2 separate regions of the Mus musculus genome follow, and region 1 is linked to region 2. The links are chromatin loops, found by intact Hi-C in ENCODE. Cell type or tissue: heart. All regions are shown on one strand. Each heading gives the region's core, and the rest is flanking DNA. Links, peaks and the distances in the headings are about the cores only.

Region 1 (8,568 bases), core at 284-8,283, 1.1 Mb after region 2:
AACTGGGAATCATGCTGAACCCAGAGTCTCCTCCATACTGGAGATATTCCAGGCTTCTGAGTAATATCCCAACTCAGAGGTGTCTGGGGAAAAATTCAGATCAAACAAAAAGAGCTTAGAGCCTTTAAGTAATGTGTAGTGTTAGAATCTACAGTAAGCTGCGAAGTGGCTCAGTGATAGAATTCTTGACTAGCCTGCATGATGCCCTGGGTTTGTTTAGTCATGAGCAACATAAAGCAAAGAAGATATAAGTTTCATAGACTCAACTATCAAAAAATAACCTCTCAATATGTGAGAGGAATTATTTGTGTGTGTGCATGTGTGTATGCATGTGTGTGTATATATGTATTGAAACTTGGGGGAAAAATCGTGAAGATTTAGATGAACATAGATGAAAACCATTGCCAGAGATTTTTTTTTTTGGTGGGGATGTAATTTGCCATATGACAGTCTTTAAGTATGTTAAGGAATTGGCAGGGTTTTTGTTGTTGTTTGTCAGTGGGTTTTCTCCAGAATAGCCTATGCAAGGTCCATAAATTAATATGGCTCTTAAGTATTTTGTTTGAATAAATTAAAGCACAGTTCAAGTCATTTAGACTTAATAAAAGTAATCTGACTTAGAATAAGGACTACAACTTCCAGGTATGGTTGTGACTATGCATCCACAAAGCTATTTGCTCAACGTTCTCACATGCTGCCATTCTAATCACGATCAACAGAGCCCAAAATGTCAAAGCTAGAAGGGAGTACATGGGCCTTTTAATGAAACCCACGTTTTCCCAGATGAATTTTATCAATCATCCTTAATGACGAGTCCTTCACATGTCCCCAAAACTTATGTCCTTACCTTGTGCTCACAGCGAGCCCCATCTTGTGCTCACAGCTTGCACCACCCCCCACCCCCCCCCCCCCCGGCATCTATTTTTCAGTAGTGAACAAACGGTTTGAAAGGTGTTACTGTGCACAAAAATCTTTTGGTTACATAAGACTGTAACGATTCAAGCCCAGATGGGCTAATTATGAACATAATTTATTCCAGGTGCCTTTCAGTAATTAACAAAAAGGAGTGGTTGTTGCCTGTTTCACAGAGCACACTCAGCAGCACCGTGTGAGAAATGTGTACCTGGGTGAGGGATGGAGGGTATTAGCCACGTCTCTCTAGAGGAACAGATCTGATAGAATGAAAGAAAAATCTATATGGATATAATATATCCCCTATATATGGGATTTATTAGAGTGGCTGCGTTATAGGCTGTTGCCTAGCTTAATCTAACAATGGCTGTCTTCCAAGACAAAGTCCAAGAATCCAATACCTGTTTGGTCCAGGAGGCCTGATGTCTCTGCTGGAAGAAGTAGACTCTAGTACCACTGAAGAAGTGCTTCATCAGCAGGACGAATGAACTTGCCAGTGTGATGAGGGAAGGTGGTAAAGAAAGCTGCTGCTTCCATGAGCTCTCTACTGGCTGCCTTGAGAAGGGGTGTTCGAGATTTAGGGTGGGTCTTCTGACTTCAAATGGTCCAATCAAGGAACATCCCTCACAGATGTGCTGAGCTGTTTGGAGTTTTAGTTGATTACGGACTCCATCTGGAATTGACAACCAAGAGTAGCCAACAATCACAGGGAATAGTCAGTGTGTAACTGGTCACGAGCCTTGAGAGATCCGGAGAAGACTTTAGAAAAGATGGCAGAGCTGCCTTCTTACCAGACAGGCAGAGGCATCCTTCCTGTCTGTGGTACCTGTCAGTGTGTGTCATCCAGTGTGTTTTATTACTAGAGATGGAAGAAGAGTATATTCGAGGTAGTATTCAGTGCACAGAACTGGAAAAGTAAGTATGGCTCAAATTCTTTCCTCTTGGCTTCTTTCCCTTGCTGTGCTAGGGATAGAACTCAGAGCCTTTAATATATTAGTCACACACTGCCACGGAGTGGACCGTAGTCTGGTATCCACTTGAACTTTACTGCGTCTCTCCAGCCACTCCCACATCCTCTTGGCTCTCTACAGACAGCTGAGAGAGATCTGGATAAAGCTGAAGGTTCTAATAGGGGAGCAATCATAAGGATTAAACATTTAGAAATGGGAAGAATTTGGTTCTATCCAGTGACTGGTGAGATGTTCAACTTTAAGTGGATGAAGTACTACCAATGAGTCCAGCATCCCTGTCTTCAGACCCTCCGGGGGCACCACTACCTAAGACCATGAAAGCTGGGAGTGAAGGGAATTTTGTGGTTTTTAAAGTCAGTTCTTATTATCTATAGTCTCAGTGCACAGGGAGTGATATCTGTGACTCATATTAGGCTTAAACAGACCTGTTGGTGATTAAAGACCATAAGATTATGCATATTAGTGTTCCCATATGGTTATAAATGCTTGTGTGAGTTTTCTTGTGTTTGAGTTTAAAATCCCTTAGTGTTATATCAGCTAACTTCTAGACACGATCTAGTTAGACTAACAAGCGTTGGTACTGAAGATTCTTGCTTTAATTAGCCATTATTTATTATTATTATTATTATTATTATTATTACCACCATCATGCTTATGTGTATGTATGGGCATGCCTGTATACACATGTAAAACAGAGACAACTTTCAAGAGTTGGTTCTTGCCCTGGACTTTGCTGAGGTAGGATCTTTTGTTTAGATTGCTCCGCTGTTACCTGCTTCAGATTCGCTGGCTCTTGGACTTTTGATGCAATCTCCTGTCTCCCCCTCCCACCTCAAGGTAGGAGGCTGGGATTACAGATTTGCGCCCTGACATCTGGCTTTCACATAGGTTACAGGATTTGAACTCAGGTTGTTAAACTCAGGTTGTGGTCAGAGCTTTTGCCTGCTAAGCCATCACCCAACCCCATAGCTCTATTTCTAAGATAGGTAAAAGTGACTATATAAATAAATAAAACCTTTAACCTGGAATTATTCTGAATCAACACCTAATGGGTTCTTCTTTATTTTTTTTCACAAGAACCTCTAGATTTATTTAAATAAGGTTCCTGATCTAGGGAACACCTGTGTGCTCATTGCATTTATTTCCCTGGGGGAGGGACTATGAGTTGGGCCTGATTTGAAACAGGGTAGCCAAGGCTGACCTGGAACTCACTGTATTCCCAGCTGGCCTCAAACTTGTGACAATCCTCACGCCTCAGCCTTACAAGCGCTGGGTCACAGGTGTGAGCCACCGTGCCTAGCAAACACAATTACCTCTGAGCTACTCCAATAGTTCTTATTGAACAGATGTCAATGGGGTCAAATGACTAGACTAGTCATTGGGGAAGGGACATATGAAGGGGAAAGCAGAAATGAGTCTATACTTGGAGCTCCATATCAGCTTTATAGCTATCAAATGTGACTACATAAATAAGTTATATAGCTATCGAACATAGGTGGGGGCATGGTGGGATAGTTTTCTCTTATATCCCTACCCCCCAAAAAAAAGGAAAGGAAAGGAAAGGAAAGGAAGAGAAAAAGGAAAACAAAAGCCTTTGTCTATATTCCTACATTTAAAATTATGTCAGACTTACTGGGGCTATACTGTTGTCTACGGTGCCACCTATTGGTAAAATGAAGCAAAAACAATCTACTGTCATTGGTACAGTATCCTCTTAAATCTCCTTAGAGTTTTGCAGGCAGCTGTTAGAAAGCAGATTGTCTGTGATCCGACTAAAATAGGAGATGAATCATGTGCCTTATGCAGAGATGCTCAATTTTGTCATTTAGTAGAGACCCAGATAGGATCTAGGAGGCAGGATATCCGACTTCCCTAGTTCATAGCTCTGCCAAAAAAAGGGGGGGGGTAGGGTGGGGTGGGGGGGAGGGCTGTGAGATTGTTTAGGGATTCTAAGCACTTGGCTCTTCTCATCTACTGGAATGCAAGTGGAATCGTCTCATATGACTGCTGCCTTATACAAATGTGAGCTGAAGTGCAGAGTCTTTTGTAACATGATCTCTCAGAGCCTTTGTGAAGTCACACAGCTATAGCAAAGGGCTGGCTCAGAAGATGTAACTTTCAAAAATTAGTTTTGTGAGAATAGCCGACATAAACTGTAAACCCCTCTAAACAAGCATGTGGTTAGCTTTCATGGAAGAAAAGGTTAAATACCAAGTACAATATGATAGATGGCTGAAGGAGTCATTGAAGTTTTTTGAGATACACACACACACACACACACACACACACACACACACTCCTGCTGAAGCTCAGGAAGGCTTTGATCTTATACTTGTCATCATACTGCTCTGGCCACTCTCAGTGTGATTACAGGCTTGTGCTACCAAGACCAGCATGAAGAATTAGATTTCAGTTAAATTAGCAGGCTTAACAAATATTAGGACTTCTCATTTCAGTGGTGCCCATGTGTATAACCTAAACCAGAAACATACATACACTAGGCATTGGAGTAAAATAGGAAAATTGATAAGACGTCCTTCATTACTGATTGAAAAAAAATGCTACTATGAAAATCATAATTAAGGCAGATTCCTTCACACTTTTGAACTTCCCCAGCTTTTATAGGGCAATGTTGTTACTTGTGAGTTTTACTCACCTCCCACTTACTGTGCAGTTGGTGTTTGAGGTAGATTTTTTTCCATTAATCATTTCATTTGTTTACATTTAAAATCTTATCCCTCTTTTTTTGGTCTCCCTTCTATGTACACTCCACCTATTCCCTTCCCCTTTGTCTCTAAGAGGGTGCTCCTCCACCCACTCACCCACTGACCTCTCAACTCTCTAGCATCCCTCTACACTGAGGCATCAAGTCTACACAGGACCAAGCGCCTCCCCTCCCACTGATGTCAGATGAGGCAATCTTCTGCTACATATGAAGCAGGAGCCATGGACCCACCCATGTCTGTACTCTTGGTTGGCAGCTTAGTCCCCGGTAGCTCTGAGGCATCTGGTTAGTTGACACTGTGGTTCTTACTATGGGGTTGCCAACCCCTTCAGCTGCTTCAGTCCTTCCCCTAACTCTTTCATTGGGGTTCCCCCGGTCAGTCCAATGGTTGGCTGTGAGTATCTGCACCTGCCTTAGTCGGGTGCTGGCAGAGCCTCTCAGAGGCCAGCGATACCAGGCTCCACTGAAAGGCTGGCTGTACTAACACTGCTTTGTCTATTTAGAGTTTGGGTGGGTAACCCAGAAAACCAGCAGAACACTGGATTTGTGGGGTTCATGTTAGAAAGCCAAAATTATCTCCTAAATTCCTTAGTCAGTACTTTTTTCTAATCACATGAGTTTAACGTTGGCTTCTGTGTCATGCACCTTTTTAAGTTTTATCTTCTGGATTTGACCCTCTTGATTTTCTCTTATAATGTCTCTAGTATTTTGATTCCTTCGGATAATTGATGATAATTTTCCTATTTCAAGTTTCTTAATCACATCTACCAAGTTCCTCTTCCATATAAAATAGAGTGTACAGACATTCTGAAGATTGGGATGTGTTGAGACCTTTGAGGACTTATGATGCTGTCTTCTATAAATGCCTCAAATAAGTATATTAATTTAAATAATATTTTGATCACTATATAAAATTAAATAGTAGGTTTTGAAGTTATCTTAAGTAAGAAAGATTTTATTTCTATGATGAGTTCTATTTTAGACTCTTAAAATTTAATGTTGAAGATATTCTGTTTTGGGATTGGTCATTGATTTGACAAAATAGCATCATGGTACAAAACAACACTCTCACATAATTAAGGAATTCATGGAATGGAAGTATCTGAAATAGGCTATGGTGTCTACAAGTGGAATTAAAAAATACTTGAGTATTATAATAAATATAAATGCTCTCAGGTTTTTTTATAGATATTCTTGTTGTATAAACACACAGAGAAACAAAGGCATGTTATAGAGCTGACATTGATCAAGAAAAATCCAGATGACAGCTCTGACTATGTGCCAGAGATAGGTGGTACTCATGGTCAGGTTGACAGTACTTAGGATCACCATGGTAACACACATCTGGCACTTTCCAGAAAGGTTTAAATGAAGAGGAAAGACCCATCTAAATATGAACCCCAGTATCCTGTAGATTGAGGCCTCATATTGAATAAAAAGGAAAGAGCTGACTGGACACCAGCACTCATCTCTCTCAGCTGCCTGTCTGCCAATGCAGTGTGACCGGCTCTCTTTCCCATGCTCCTTCCATAACACCTTCCCCAGCATGGTGGATTTTACCCCTTATATTGTGCGCTAAAATAAGCTTTTCCACCCATAAGTCGCCTTTGTCATATATTTTGCCTCAGCATGGAGAAAGGCATTGTTCAACATCAGTTTTTGGAGGAGTGATTGTTTGAATCAGATTCAGCTTCCTCCAGTGGAATTCAAATGACTTATCGTTGAAATGAGTAATAGAAGCTTCAGCTCGAGTTTGAGTTCTCTCGTCAATAACCTTTCATCCACCGAGTGAAGGTAGTTGAAAATCGCAGTTATGTAAGGCAGAGATATCAGCTATCCAAAGACATTTATTTTCACTCATAAAATCATAGATGGTGGTGCACGCCTTTAATCCCAGTACTCAGGAGCCAGAATTCAGGTGGATTTCTGAGTTTGAGGCCAGCCTGATATACAGAGTGAGTTCCAGGACAGCCAGGGCTATACAGAGAAACCCTGTTTCCGGGGGTGGGGGGGGGAAGAGGAGGAGAAGGAGGAGGAGGAGGGGAAGGAGGGAGGAGGAGGGAGGAGGGAGGAGGGAGGAGGGAGAAGGAGAAGGAGAAGGAGAAGCAGAAGAAGAAGAAGAAGAAGAAGAAGAAGAAGAAGAAGAAGAAGAAGAAGAAGTTGTTTTTATTTTTCAAAAGGATGAGGTAACAAAAGAACTTATTTAGTGAGATTTGGCTCCTGAAAATATCTATTAACAAGGCATCTTCCGGACAGAACGCTCCGACAACAGAGGTAAAATATTTCCGTGATGGCTTTTTCACAGTTAAATGGGGAAAAAGCAGATAAACAAAGCAGCCTTACTTTTGTAGTCCATTCTTATGTATTCTTGTGAAGAAAAGATATTTTCCTCATATTAGCATGGCATAGAGAAGAGGATTTTTTTGAACATGTCAACATTTTCAAGTTTAGTGATCTTAGAGTATAAATTTGAAGATTTTGGTCGATTTTCTGAAGAATCTTTTTGCTGATATAATAATGTATTTTGAAAAATACTACTGATATACATTAAATATACACACAAATATGAGAAAACAAGGGTATAGATATGTATCAATAGTCTTTCCTTTTGTTTTTGTTTTTTGTTTTTTGTTTTTTTGAGACTGGGTTTCTTTGTGTCACAGCCCTGGCTGTTCTAGAACTAGCTTTGTAGACCAGGCTAGCCTCAAACTCACAGAGATCCTCCTGTCTTTGCATCCTAAGTTCTTGGATTAAAGGTCTGTGCCACTGCCACCAGAGCCAATGCTTTAATACATATTGACATTCTACATTTATTTTAACACAGAGAACATTTTTTTTCAGAAAATGATTTTATAGGTCCAACTTGACCAATCAAAACATAGTTATGATTGGATGTAATTAGTACTTTTAGCATACTTTGGTATTCGTCAAGCATTCTGGGTTAGCTTGATCAATTTTATTGTTAATCCGTGCACAAAGCCCTTAGCACAATCCCTGGTTCATTGTAATCTCTTATTATTACCATAAGCAGCTTAGTGAGATGCCTTCTGATCCACATAACCTTTTGTAATCCATTTCTCTCTGGCCCGTGGAAAACTCTCTTAGATACCGAGTTCACCAGTTGGATATTTGTTACTTTTTTTTCTTTTAACCTACTACAGATGCCCTTTTCATTTTTCCTTCCCCAAAGCTGCATGACTTGTAAGCTCTATATTTGCCCTTTATGCAGAAGACAGAACATCTTGTGTTCCTTTGGTTCTTTAGTGCCTACGGGAGGAGGAACTGATTTGCTTGTGTTGTGACTGGGACTGAGCACATGTCTCTTCTACCCAATGGTGCAAGGGCAGAGGCCCAGGATGGTTGAAATCCCTCATGACTGTGCTCACCTAGTTGTCTTAAAGGCTTTCACAGGTCTGCAAGCACCAGTCTGAGCCTCTCCCACTCTTTCAGGAGTCTTTACTCTCTCTACCTCAGCCTTCCCTCAGCCGCATTGTGTTTATCTGTCAGACTTTCAGTAATTCCCAGTGTCCTTCATGGCTTCAACCCATGGATCTTAGCTTTGATCTGCATATTGATTTCAGTCTTGTCATAGCCTTTTAACAGTCTATAGCTTCCTAATGCAATCTTACTTTTGCTCAGAAAGACTCCTAGCATCACAGGGGTTTACAGTTATTTTATCTCCGTAGTCGTTAATCATCTCATCTCCCTCTTCTACACCTAATATTATTTCCAAAGGTCTCAAGACCTCGAACCTAGGACTTTGGTGAATCCCTCTTTTCTTGGGGCATCATCAATGACTTGTTTGCCTTCTTTTGCATTGGAATTCTGCATTAGTCAGCGTTTTCCTGAGGATCAGAACCAACAGAATTGAGCAAATATTAAATGGGGGTTGAGGAAATTGACTTACACTATATGTTCTGGGATACAGCCATGTCTGTCTACACCCTGAGAACTTAGTAA
Region 2 (8,568 bases), core at 83-8,082:
CAACCTCCTGATTTCTATCTCTACTTCACAAGAAGAGGAGACTGGAGTTGGGAGAGTGGACAGCTGGGTGCAAAAGGCACAGTTAGAAAATGTAGGCTGGAATGAAAGAGACGGCATGTCTGGTTTGTAGGACCAGTTTGCTCCTGTCATGCCACACAGCTGATCAGAGGGACAACACAAAAGCTTATGTTACAGAAATAAGCAACTTCATCTTGGATGTTGGAAATCGTGTGTCCTACCTGTAATGAATGAAAAAAAGGTGGCTTATGTCTCACTCCACAGCAGCAGTCCATCTAGCTTCTCCTAAAGCCAGGACATTCTCTTGAAATTTCTCTCTCTCCGTGTCTCTCTCTCTCTCTGCCTCTGTCTTTCTCCTTCCCTCTCTGTCTTTATCTCTGTCTCCCTCTCCCTTACTTTCTCCCTCCTCTCATTCTCTCCCTCTCTTCCCCCTCCTCCCCTTCCTCCCCCTCTTCCCCTCTCTCCATCTCTCTTGCTCCTCTATCTTTTCTCTCTCTTTTTTTCTCATTTTCTTTCTTAGAAAAAAGTTTCTGTAGCAGTAAGGATGAACCCAGTGGTTTTTGCATGCTGGGCAATCATTGTACCCCTGATCTGAATTGCTAAGCTTCCTGAGAGATTCTGAATAAGGTATAAGACACATTTCCTCTGGTCCCTTCCCATGTCTATGCAATGCTCCGGGCTTCTTAGCTATGAAAGTGAGATTTAATTCACTTTAATTCTCTGTGATTCCACTTTCAAACATACTGTCCCGAAGAGACCACATATTATGAGCTTTGTCAGTAAGAAGTGAATATAAAAGAACAGATAATCCCGGAAGGAATGGCTGGATGCCTGACCTATGATGTAAAATATATTTCGGGGATGTCTCAGCTCTTGTCTGCTTTCCCACAGCCATGCATAAACTGCCTACCCCAGTGTATCTCTGGTTATCTTGCATTTCCTGCAGCTTTGCATCAACCACACTTACATTATTCCCCTTCGGACATTAATACAACTCAATAGCTGCTGCCCAAAGCTGCTATCCTTGTAGGAAGTGAGTGTCTCCAAATTTCTTCAAATACTTGAGACATTGAATTATTGTGGTTATTGCTGCCTTCAGGGTATCTTTGCAGGTTGGTAGCAGAGAACTCTTTGGTAGTGAGGAGGTTGCCACCTGTGTGAGGGACAAGCTGTGCTCCTCTTTCTCTGTGGGCCAGGTCCTCCTAGCAGGTGGGTGGCAGAGGAGGCAGATGTGTCTTATTGTGTTGTCCATGTTCTCTGATCACTTCGGCTTCCACCTGTGGCTTTCAGGAATTAATTGGCAAGATGGGTGTAGACGCAATAAGAGAAATGCCTCGGGGGACAGAACCTGTGAGGGAGAAGAAGAAACAGGTTGGGGAGTTTGAAGGCTGCAACAGAGGTGAGATAGGTGCAAAGCCAGAGGTGAGGGAGGAATAATTGAGAAGAATGTCCCTAGACCCCAGCGTCTTGAGAAAGTCTTTGATGGAATCCAGAGGTGATTCTTAAGAAACCACCTTGATGAAGGAGTCTGTGTTGGTCAAGAGTGACCTGGTCCCAATGTTTCTGCTGTGTTAACTCCTTGACTAGGGTCAGTGTGAACCTCTCTTGAAAGATGGGTTAGATCCTCTGGTGCTCTTGGTAGCAGTTCCTCTTAAGGGAGGTATGAGGGGGCTCCCCTCTGTAGACACTCAGATTGTTAAAAAAAAACCCTCAGCTCTCAGCTCTGGATTCTGCGTTACTGGGATCAAAGCTTGCTTGTACCACTGTCTATGTGATTCTTGGTAAGGTACTTAATTTCTCTAAACTGTTGTTATTATTTCCTCTCTGCTTTTACACTCCTCCCTCCCCTTCTCCTCCTCTTTCTCCTCCCCCTCTCCCTCTCCCACTATTCTTTCCCTTTCCCTTCTCTCTACTCCCTCCTTCCCCAGGGACTCACGATGTAGGTCAGGTTGGCCTTGAGTTCACTATGTAGCTTAGCTAGCCTCAAACTCATTATCTTTCTGTCTTAGCCTCCTGAATACTCTTGAATTCTCGTGTTAGATTACATGTGTTTACCACCACATGTATAAGAGAAGATTATTTTCTTGTTTGAGTTTTCTCCTTTGTTTGGGGAATAGAAGTGAAGAACTGAAATCTCCGCAAGTCCCTTCTTGAATGTGACTCTGCTCTGATATTGAGCAGAAAGAGACTGTGTGTTTTCTTAGGGAAAATTAAGTGGTGTACATTGAAAATAGTTTTCAGGGTCCAGAATTGTGTCTAAACCCAAAAATAATGGCAGACCTGACCAGACAGGAGAAGGCTTTTGACTGGCCTATTGATTATGTTCAAGGATTTAGATATGGCAAACCCAAGCCAGGCTTCAAGACAAGCTATTTAATTATACTGAGATATCCTCTCTCATTATCTTCCATTTTCAACCATCCTAAATTACATTAAGTATTTTTTTCTATCTAATTAGACATAGGACTTTAAGAATAATGTAATCTTCCTTAATGACCACAGGGTTATCACTGTGGCCACCAATTATTACCCCAGGATATATAGGGAGAAACCTTTGGAATTTAAAAGCTTTCAGATGTCTTGTCTCCTAGATAATTGGGAGTACACACACACACACACACACACACACACACACACACTTTAAACAGTGTTGTTTTGTTGTTCTTTTGTTGCCAGTTCTTGAAGCAATGTGCCCATTTCTACTTTCCCAGTTCCAAGAATGAAGGCCTAGTAGTAACTACACACTGTCTCTAGATTAAGGCAAAGGATGCTTGTGACCACAGTTGAAGTCTGAGAGGTCTTGCCTGGAATTGAAGAGTAGTTTTAGGGGCACTTCTGACCATGGGCTCCAGCCTTATGTAGTTCTTTACATTTTGGCATTATTTAACCTTCTTAGAACTCATTTCTACATTGGTGAAACAGAAACTTGGAACAGGGGCATTAAAGTCCCAGAGTGCGACAGGTTGCATGATGTCAGTAGTCAGACTTTGTTGAAAAAAATTTTAATTTGCAGGAGCAGGCTTCTACATCGCTTCCTGTTTTCTTGTATTAGTGTGTGTGATGCTATTGGTTTGCAGCACTGTGACTTGTAGATAAAACTAATAAGGAAAGTTCCTCTTGCCCTGCCTGCTATCTAGGAGCTAGACCATTGGCTGCTTTTCTCCAGTTGATTGAAATCTTATCAGCACCATTAAAAGACAAAAGACCTCAGAACTCCCCCACTATTTAAAAGCATCTAAGTGTCATTAACTAAACAGGCCACTGGATGTCACACTTGATCTAAGTTCTATAGATAAATTCTGCTGTACACATGGTGTCAGTTTGACAGTTACAGGCCTTTGGGTTTTGAGCCATCTGCGATCTTCCAGGCCTGAGTTAGAAAAGTCCCAGGCTGTCGGGAGGTTTTTATTTTGCACCTGTCTTATTTCCCGTTGTCTCAATTAAACTTGAGTGGGTTTAGATGAAATATATATTCTTCAGCCTGCTCAAGAGTTGACCCAGTTGGGTCCTACACTCGATTCCTGCTGGGATGCTCTTTCATTTGTGTGACCCACCCTAAGGCTCCAGTGTGGGAACCCTTGATTGCGTTTTACAAAGAAGGAGCCTGACTACCTGGCATCTTTCACACTTTGACAAGACTGGAAATGAGGCTGGGGGTAGAACTCAGGCCACTTGACCTTTCAGGCAGTCCATGTCGTGGAGTAATGCATTATGGAGAAACAGTGAGATTATGCCCTGTTAAGAACTTTCTAGCAGGAACTAAAGAAATGGCTCAGTGTTTAAGAGACTGTATGGCTCTTCCAGAGAGACCTGAGTTGGTTTCCAGCACCCATATCAGGCAGCTCACAATCACCTAGAACTACAGGTGCCAGCATACAGAGGCCAACATTTTGGGCTTCTATGGACACCAGCCATGACTTGTGCATAGCTCCTCTCACACAATTAAAATGGATTAAATCTTAAAAATTAAATTTCTAAGATTTAGAAATGCAATGAAGAAAGCAAAGCTGCCTGTGTGTGCTTTGGTGAGAAAGAAGTGTCTAGACAAGGAAACACAGATGCTATGACAAAGAAAGAGAAGGAGCATCAGAAAGTCACAGGAGAGACATAACAGTGGAGAGTGGGTGTAAACAGACAGCAAATGGTGCAGAGAAGAAACATAAGGTAAACACAGCTCAAGTCATGGGACTCCATGGGAAATGGGGCGGTCATCCAAAAGTAATATTTTGACTTATCCTATTGGTTTTCTTGTATCCTTTTATTATTTCATTTTGTTCCTCTTCTTCCATTTACCTAAGTTTGGTTATGAGTTTTATGACTATTGGGAAACCCTTTTCATTTTTCTTTCCTTTCTTACTCTGTACTCTGCCCTTCTAGCATTTTTTTTTATTCTTCCATCTACTTCTTTCATCTAACCTGTCATCTCTCCCAGTTTCCACCTTTCCCAGCTTCCCTCTTTTATATCATTTGTTTATTATTTCTATACTTACTCCAAATAATAAACATCAGAGTACACTCTACATTGTTTCACCATTTTCTGTTTATATCCATTGGGGGCCTACTTGGAGCTTTAAATCAGTTTCGAGTCTATTTCTATGTCTCACATGGATTCCTTTTGCTTTTTTGAGTGGTAGTAGGGATAGGATCTTTAGTCACTACAAAGATATTCGTGTTAACATGGATGAGATACCCTCAAACCAATGGATGTACAAATTGTAACATGGAAACCCAAGAAACGTAAAAAAGCAAGGCCACATGGGATAGAAGAGGAAGCCAATGTAGATATTCTAATATCTGATGATGTAGGCTTCAGACCAAAGACACTATAAACTAATAAAAAGAACAATTCATCAAGATATAACATTTGTAAAAATATGTACACTGATACATATTTGGGCTCTTAGTGTTATAACATATACTAATGGGCAGAAACAGCTATAGAAGTTCTGATACAAGTGGGTGATTTCAACTCCCAACTCTTATCTTTGGATAACAGATACCAACTAAAGTTCGGCAAACAACAATCAAATGGATTTGACATATATTGACAGAATGTCATATCCAATTGATATAGAGTGTACATTCTTCTTAGTAGGCCAAACACCTTCTCAAAACTCACATTCTTGGCATTAAAGCAAGTCTGGTTAAATGCAGTAGAGTTTAAATAACTTCTTGATCATATTTTTTTATAGTCAGACAAAATTCAGATGGGAAGGTAAACCACAGAAACTAGACCTGTTGGCTTTATTTTAAGGGTGCAAGAATGATTGAATATACTCAAACATATAAATGTAAAGGCAGAATTCAAGTCGTCATTTCAGTTAATGCACAAAATGGCATTTGACAAAGTTTAATGTTCCTTCAGAATAAAAACCCTGAAGGAAGTAGGAGTAGAAAGAACATAATCTCAACATAAAATGCTGTGTGTGACAAACTGATAGCCAATATTCTACTAAATGGGGAAAAATTGAATGCAGTTCCTCAGGAGAGATGAGGTGCCCACTCCCTCTGCTGTTGTTTAAAGTGGGGTTTGAAGCCTTATCTGGATGAATACAACAAAAGGAATAGACAAAAGGAACACAAGTAGAAAAGGAAGGAATCGAATATCTGTTTGCAATGAGCATGATCCTATACTAAAAGCCAAGAGACCATCTGCAAACTCTTCAGATTTGATAAACCCATTCAGCAAACTAGCAGGATACAAAAAGCAATACATAAAAAAACAGAGCCCTTTTTATACGCCAGTAACAAACCTGCCAAGAAAGAAATGAAAGCCACTAAATACTCAACAGCCTAAAACAACAACAACCAAACCACTACGACCACCAAACCCCAAAACCCAAACAAATGAAAAACAAAAACTACCTAGAATAAACCTAACCAAAGGAATGAGAGATCTCTACAGAGAACACTTAAAAATACTGTCAAGACTAGAAGACTGAAAGGCCTGCCATGCTCATGAATCTGCAGATTTGTTACCACCTATCTATCACATTGTGCATCAAAATTCTAATGGCATTCCTTACAGAAATTGAAAGAAAAATAAATAATCTTAAAGTTCACATGGAAGCACAAAAGGCTCAGAGTAGCTAAAGCAGTCCCACAAGCAGAGAAAACAGGTTTAGAGAGAATAATGAGATAATCTCAAATTATCTCAGAGAACCATACTAAGGAATCCATCATGATATGGGAATGAAAAGAGAGACGAGGGCCGATGCAGTAGAGGACCCAGAGGTATAACGGACTCACCCAGCTGTAATAACCCAGTGTTTGGTAATGGTGTCAAAGGCACACACTGGAAAAAAGATATCCCTTTCACAACTGGTTTTGGATAAAGTGGATATCCATATATTGTAGAACGAAATGGACACACGTCTCTTATCCATCACAGAGACCAGTTTTTAAATGAATCAAAGAGTCAAAAAATACAAAAACCTTTGAGGTTTCTAGTAGTACAAGAAATAATTCCAAGGAATAACAAATAGGAACTTGTGAGATTAAAAGGTCTCTGCACAGCAAAAGAAGTCCCGAACTGAGGAAAGAGGTTCTCTAAAGACTGGGGAAAATCTTTGCTAAGATATAACTTGATAGGGGATTAATAAAGAATTACTGATAGCTAACCTGGATCCCTGAGACACTGTATCACCAACCAGGCAGCATACACCAGCTGATATGAGGCCTCCGGACACATAATGCAGCAGAGGACTGCCTCAGTGAGAAAAGAAGCACCTAACCCTTGAGAGACTTGAGGCCCCAGGGAGGGGAGAGGTCTGGTGGGATGTTGGGGGAGGGGACATCCTCTTGGAGATAGGGGGAGGAGGAATGAGATGTGAAACAGTTAGAGGGTGTACTGGGAGGAGAATAATGACTGGACTGTAAAAAATGATGAAAGAATAATTTTGAAAAAGAATTACTGATATTCAATGTCACTCTCATTCTGAACCCCCAGTTAATGCATGAGCTGATGCAATTTATAGACAGTTCTCAAAAGGAGAGATGCACATGTTGATTACTATTTGGAAAAGTGTTCTAAATTCTTAGCCATCGGGGAAATGCAGATGGAAACTGCCTTGTGATCCCATCTCACTCAGAATGTCTTTCATCAGGAAAGCTAAATAAATGAATGCCATAAAAATATTGTGAAAGAGGCACCCTTATCCCTTATTCCCTGCTCAAATGTGAACTTGTGCAGCCACTGTGGGAACCAGGGTGGAGGAGGTTCCTCAAAACAAAACAAAACAAAACAAACAAAAAAAACCAAACCACCACCACCAACAATAACAACAAAACAACATACTATCCATCTTTACTGCTCATAGATGTATTCCTAAAGGATACTGAGTTAGCAGATGGCAGAGAGCCTTGAACATCCGTGGCGATTGCTGCACTGCTTACAGTAGCCAAGGTACGAAGCCTGCTTAGATGCCCATCAAAAAACAGCTGATTGGATAAAGTGCTGTACAGGTGTAAAGTAGAATCAAATGATGACATTTGCAGGAAGTTGAATGGATCTGGAATCATTATACTAAGTAAAAATAAGTTATACTGATAATGACAAATACGATTTGCTTTCTCTCATATGATGTATCTGTGTTTAAATGTATACCTGTGTGTGTGCATGAGTGCATATATGTGTGTATGTGTGCATGCGAGCGCATGTGCTGTGTTTAGGTCATATAAATAGGAAGGTCACTCTGAGGAGAGAGAAATCTAAAGGGAGAAAAAACCCCTGAGCGGTAATGAAGTATGTGTGTTATGGAAGTAGAAGGGCGAACTATTTGGATGGATGAGGAGGATTAGCAATAGGGAGAAGGGAGGGCTGTGGGAAACGAATAAAAACAATGGCAATTATGTCTAAAAACGTCACAATAAGACACAACGAAGAATCATCACCTAACTCGGCCTTTGTCTAAACTCTGTCTAACCACAGGCCATAGAAGCTTTTTTCTTTCTTTGCTCCAGCCCCAGCTTGGGTGTCTCATCTCATGAATATTTTGTTGCATCAACTTGGTTGGGATCGAGACTGTATCCTGTGGTTGGTTGTTGCAATATGATCCCCAAGGCTCTTACCAGAGACACATTAGCCTAAGGAGGAAGTCTACATGCTCTGCAGGACGTCTGTAAGACAAGCTAGGGGTCATGATTTATCTCAGCTCTTATCAGAAAAAGGAAGCCAAGTGTTCCCTCTGAGATCTAGTAAGTGGTAATATGACTACATGTATATGTGAGCATGTTCACACACAATTTAAATTATTATAGCTTCTGAACAAATGATATAGTGACACTGTTCACACCACACTGCTATGTTGGAAAGGCAGAGCCAAGAGACTGCAATTATATTTACAATTTAGTTTCCTCTATTGAGTTGTCATTAGAACAGCGGAAAGCAGGCAAGGCAGCTACAGAGACAAGAATGACTCAGGGCTAACTGGGATACATATTCTGAGAGCCACACACTAGTGCAGGAGGGAGTACCTTTCCTGCGGACCAGGATGTGCTGCAGGTGAGCTGTATTGGTCTTTTAGGCAATAGAAAACTTGAAATTTCCTG

The links. A loop is a pair of places that touch in the nucleus more often than their neighbours do. Peaks named below come from ENCODE experiments on the same cell type or tissue, not always from the same donor. Only the 100,000 strongest peaks of a DNase experiment are listed, where the experiment ranks them.
Region 1: a loop joins it to region 2, with 26 times the contacts of the local background. A loop is called at or near these places in 3 of 42 quality-filtered maps.

What each region holds. Positions count from the first base shown.
Region 1 is chr19:30,838,484-30,847,051 of GRCm38, reverse strand. The region is part of intron 5 of Prkg1 (protein kinase, cGMP-dependent, type I); the gene reads left to right. Among named protein-coding and RNA genes, the nearest start is that of Cstf2t, 240 kb to the left of the region's middle. In heart, for the core only: a CTCF peak has its summit at 3,560 (motif pointing left); no DNase peak of the experiment used is centred there; H3K27ac peaks cover 479 bases.
Region 2 is chr19:31,962,877-31,971,444 of GRCm38, reverse strand. No RefSeq gene overlaps it. Among named protein-coding and RNA genes, the nearest start is that of A1cf, 98 kb to the right of the region's middle. In heart, for the core only: a CTCF peak has its summit at 3,286; no DNase peak of the experiment used is centred there; H3K27me3 peaks cover 542 bases.